Linked DNA regions of Homo sapiens: region 2 is linked to region 1. The links are chromatin contacts, found by Hi-C or POLR2A ChIA-PET in ENCODE. All regions are on one chromosome and are shown on one strand. Each heading gives the region's core, a stretch centred on a gene start or an enhancer-like site at or near the end of the contact. The rest is flanking DNA. Distances are from core to core; before and after follow the strand shown.

What was found. A loop is a pair of places that touch in the nucleus more often than their neighbours do. ChIA-PET counts read pairs that join two places held with the same protein, here RNA polymerase II (POLR2A). Pooled maps may share reads with other maps.
Region 2: a loop to region 1 is called in a map of endothelial cell of umbilical vein, with 5 times the contacts of the local background. The contact joins two enhancer-like sites. A Hi-C loop is called at or near these places in 1 of 168 maps with a recorded cell type or tissue (endothelial cell of umbilical vein), 1 of 37 single-sample maps with no recorded cell type and 1 of 50 pooled maps. POLR2A ChIA-PET finds 5 or more read pairs at or near these places in 2 of 52 experiments (H1 and endothelial cell of umbilical vein).

The regions. Positions count from the first base shown.
Region 1 is chr7:112,080,119-112,082,698 of GRCh38, reverse strand. All of the region lies in intron 1 of DOCK4 (dedicator of cytokinesis 4), which reads left to right. Among named protein-coding and RNA genes, the nearest start is that of DOCK4, 120 kb to the left of the region's middle. RefSeq lists an enhancer at 2,135-2,184. Within about 2 kb of position 1,305, at least 14 of the 41 ENCODE cell types and tissues checked have a DNase peak (open chromatin) inside an H3K27ac peak, as active enhancers do; they include endothelial cell of umbilical vein, where a contact is called at or near this core.
Region 2 is chr7:112,159,357-112,161,936 of GRCh38, reverse strand. All of the region lies in intron 1 of DOCK4 (dedicator of cytokinesis 4), which reads left to right. Among named protein-coding and RNA genes, the nearest start is that of DOCK4, 46 kb to the left of the region's middle. Within about 2 kb of position 1,301, at least 4 of the 41 ENCODE cell types and tissues checked have a DNase peak (open chromatin) inside an H3K27ac peak, as active enhancers do; they include endothelial cell of umbilical vein, where a contact is called at or near this core.

The DNA of each region.
Region 1 (2,580 bases), core at 56-2,555:
TTAAGTGTAATGTAATCTGAGGAGAGAGAGTGAGTTGACTACTATCCATAAATACCTCTACATCTCCTTTAGTCGAGGGTTTAATATTAACAATACATTCTCTGTAGGCTTTTCCGGTTTCTTACAGGAAGAGAAAAATAATTTTGTAGCGAACAACAATTACGAAATTTATTTGATTTGCTGGGAAATCCCAGCGTGCCTATGGGTTGCCAATCCTATTATCCCCCAGTAAAGGAGTAGGGAAGGTAGATTTTGTACCACAGCAACCACCCCCGCTATTTCTAGCCATTCTTCCTTTTTTTCTCTGGCTTTCCTGTGAAATTACCAACTTCCTACCTGGCTTGCTGCTAATTGTTCAGACCCACAAATGGGGGCATGGTGATGGCTGTTGTTTCCTCTACTGACATTACAATAATGTATGAGACTCTCAGGGTTAACTGTGTATTTGAGATTTCACTAAGCATGATTGCATTAACATAGATTTCCTCTCCAGTCATGACACAAATTTTTAAAAAGTTTTTCAGGTTCAATATTTCATTACTACTGTTCCCTCTGCATCTACCCTTCCTACCATTTACTATGTGTCTATTCCATGACAGGTGCGGAGCTAAGAACTCTACATGTATAATGTCATGTAATTCCCCACGCCTCTCCAGCGTAGGTACTCTGATGACATCCATTTGTCACATGAGTATTCTGAGGCTGGGAGAACCTTCAGTGACTTGCCCAATTTGTCACAGAGCTGGTAAGAGGCAGAGCAGGGCCCCAACCCAAGTCTGTCTCTGGACTCATGAGCACTAGGAGATCTTGCGCATTACTCTGTGATCTTCCTCTTTTGGTCTTCACATTTTATACTGTGATACCTTAGATAGTTTTCCCTCTTTTTATTCTTGAGCCCCAGATCCAATTTACCATCTTTCTTTTTGACCCCTTCAAGAGAACAGCTACAAATAAATTATTTAATTTAATCAGCATTTATTAAACATCAGCTGTGTGTGGAGTATTGACGGGCACTGGAACTACCAAGATTTGTTTATTTTTCTGTCTACAAAACATTTGAGATAACTGACAAAGTACGTAAAATAAGAAAGGGATAAAAATAAGTTGCAAGACCTTTAAGACATAGTGACTTTCCTCCTGGGATCTTTCTAGAAGAATCCCACTTGAGAGTGGTTCTTCATGTTCTTGTTTTGTCTCCTTGACCTGCTCTGTGGGACATAATGAGTGTTCATCTGCACTTTTCGTGTCAGGCTTCCCTCAAGGACTCTGTCCTCACCCTGAGTCTGGGATGAAAGCCACCCTGATTTGTGACTGTAATAACCAGCTTCTCCTAAAAAGTTGGTGGTGTTAGGGATATCTTCACATGGATTGTCTTGTTTCCATGTGAAATAGTGTCTTAGAGCCCTGAGAAGTAGCTGTCATGTGGAAACGGAGTCATGCTTGCCTGCATTCTGTGTGTCTCCTCCAAACCTCACTACTTCCTTGAATTGCCCACAGGATTCGCATTCCTGTCTGACTGCGGGTTCCTTCTTCCTGTTTCGATTCTTTTTTCATGGGCTTTTTGCACCACTACCCGCCTTCCTGTCTCAGTATTTTTGTTGCTGGCTCATCCTTCTTGTCTTCTCAGATGTCAGCCTCCTATCCGTGGCCTGTGGGCTACTTGGCGGACCCTCTAGAAATGTACCTCGACAGTTGTTCATGTCTTTTAACAATTTCTTTTATATTGTTGAGCAGATGGAACAATTATTTAAGTCTATTTTCATTCCTCATACCCCACAAATCTACACAAGTGTTTAGTGACATAAGTGTAAATATTATTGAAACATCAAAATATCTTGCTGTCTGCATCCAGTTGCTAGTTCACAGCATTCAGGTGACAGTGGCTGTATTTGTAGAGCCTGAGGAAAATGACATAAGATGTTTTCTTTGACAGTGGTTGTCTTACGTATTTGGATATACCCATTGTGTAAATATGCGTTGAACGAAGGAGCTGTGTCATCCACATCTAACAGAGGTGAAAACAAAAGTCTACCATAAGGTCTGTCTGCCTTTAGCCAAATGGGAAGTGATGTTTCTGCACATTGTCACAAGTGCGTAGCCAACCATAACCTCTTCTTGAGCAACTTAAGCTGGCACAGGAAATCTGAGACATGACTAAATGACGTGTCAGGAAAGAAGAATTTCTGAAATGTTGTTTAAACAAAAACTGGCAGATATGTAACATTTCTCTATCAATGCAAGAAATCATCCTACATGAAAAAGGAAGCTCAAAATTTTGTTTATGTAAAAACTTTTTTAAATTACTTGAGTTTTGTTAACATTTATCCTTTTACATAGGGTTGCTAAAGTTAGCGAATAAATTATAGGATACCCAGTTAAAATTTAATTTCAGGTAAACAACAAATAGATTTTTAGTATAAGTAGGTCCCATGAAATGTTTATGACATATATATACTAAAAACTCATTCATTATTTAATCTAAAATTTATATTTAGCTTGGCATCCTATATTTTGTCTGGCAACCCTCCTTTTAAGAAAATCTAATAATCCATATTTACCTGATAGGTAAATTAGAATACT
Region 2 (2,580 bases), core at 52-2,551, 79 kb before region 1:
AGTCTGGATGGGGAGTAGCAACTGTGAGTTCAGAATTCTCTGTAGTTAGGATGCTCAGGATGCAGGCGTTTTGTTATCCTTTACTTACAGTCACTGTGGAAAAAAATTACCTTGGCATAAAGGTTCTCCAGTTTTGTTATGCCACATTAACCAAGATGTGTAAATGTCATAAGTGAACTATTGATATTATTTAAGTGTTCCAGAGAGACTGTACCAGAGCTCAAGTCATCCCCAGGAGAGCTTAACCTACCTTCCTTCCATAAGTAAAGCATCTCTGACATCACATAAATCAGCCCAACCTCTCTAGTCAGTACAGACTGCCTTTTTTTCCTACCCTAAAAAATTTGCTGCTTGACATTGGAATGCAGAATGAATATGCTGCTTTTGTGTTTCACAGGTTGACACAATGATAAAGACAGATCCCAGGGTCAAAGCAAAATTCTCTGGTTACCCTTTCTAGTCTAATTAAAATTTATAGGAAGTGTAGCTTTCTATTAGGTTTTCCATGCCAGACATGAAAGATCTATGTATCTTTCCTTCCCATTACTATGTGTCTGGCCAGATTGTTTCATGCTGTTAGCATCCAGGTTACCTGGTACAGTGTATGAAATTTTCTTACGTGGATTTTGCAATGGGCATACATCCTATTCAGTTTTTAAAACAAGTGCAGCAAGTTTTAAAACAAGTCCACAGACTTTTTTTTTCTCAACCTTTTCTTTTATATTGGACTTATATAGGTAGTAACAAATATGTTCAGTGTTCTAGAAATATTTGTATATGGGGTCTATTTGAAGACTGACTAGCGGTCGCCAGGTAGACATCATAACAGGAAAGGAATCAGTAGGAAATTTGCCACTTACAAAAGTACATGTCTGCTTTCAAGGCTAACTTAATTATTAAAGCCTATGACTCACTTGAGTTGTTAAGTCTTTCTGTCCCCCTGCAAATATTAGTTAAATGTCTATACCAGAGAACAAGAGGTACAGGGCCACAGTGGTGATCTTGATGGGGGGCCTCGAGTCCTGCTTAATAGAGCTCAGAGTCGATGTTAGCCCGTGAAAATATTTGCTCAGCCTTCATTCTCAGGAAAAACTGATGAAATGTAAACTGATGAATGCCGCGATAGGATCTTTAATAGAGGCTATAGCCAAGTACAAGTAAGTTGTTTCGAAAGATAAGTGTATAGAAAGCTAAAGTTTGACAAATTAATTGTTGTTCCCTGCTGAAGGAACATTCTGTTTTCTTTCCTGCAGTGGCCACTGACCTCTGGCTGGGGCAGTGGGGGTGCCTGCTTAAGGAGATAACCCAGGGCTGTTCAGATTTCTGTGTAACCTCTGACTGCCATGTTCAGAGTCTTGCTGATTTACTAAATAGATTAAGATACTTTCCAGAGATTGGGCCAGCTTGATAGGTTTCCTTTGTCTTAGTTGCTCCTCCCTCAGAGCTTGCATCAAATCATTCTCTTCAGGGAAAATTTGCCCCAAGAATCCCATGGAACCTGATGTGGTTTGTACTGTCTTTGGATTCCTGTGGCATTTTAATACTGTTAAGATCTAGATATCATACTGTTCTCTGGCATTGTGTGAGTGTACATTTGCCTTCTCAATTAAATTATCCCACCAATTCAATTTGCAGAGTGTTTTCAAAAGAAACATCTTATCATCTCATTTGATATTCACAAAAGCCCTCTGAGAGAGGTAAAGCAGGAGCCTCTGTTTACAGATGAGCTGAGTCACAGAGTCGGATATACTTGGAGCCCTTGCTCTGACTGCAGTGCACTGAGATAGACAGAGGAGAATACAGGTTGAGTAGTCTTTATCTGAAATGCTTGGGACCAGAAGCGTTTCATATTTCACATTTTTGTTTTGATTTTTAAATATTTGCATTATATTTACTGGTTGAGCATCCCAAATCTATAAGCCTGAAATGCTCATTGGAGTGTCATGTTGGTACTCCAGAAATTTTGGATTTGGGAGCATTTTGGATTTTGGGTTTTGGGATTTGGGATTCGGGTATTTGGGATTATTATGTATTATATACATTATGTGTGTATATATATATGTGTATATGTATATACATTATGTATATATATTATGTATATATATACATAATATTATGTATTATTATACATAAGTATAATACAAAATGCTTGTTTTAGAAGCTTACATCCTGGCTACAGAGGGAAGGTATATGCAGTTACCCCAAATTGTGACTATTTTGTGGAAATGTGGGAAGACAGAATTGTTATTGGGATAGGGAAAGCGTCTGGGGTAGGAGGGTCATATAAGTGCTAGATCCCAACAGATGGATAAGACTTGGACGGAACGTGACACATCCTTGTCAGGGAGACAACTGTTAGAGCAAAAGAAATACGGAAGTACGAACTGTGTTTTGACAGGAGGAAGTAGGGCCGTTTGTCTGTAGTTGAGGAGTGTGTTTAGAGAAGTAGGAAAAACATAGGTTAGAAACTCAGGATGGAATCAAATAATGGAGGACTTATGCCAGACCAGGTTGGGCTATGAATGCATTTGAGAATGGGAGTGGTGGTGATAAAGGTGGTGGACACGCACCAGGGAGCGA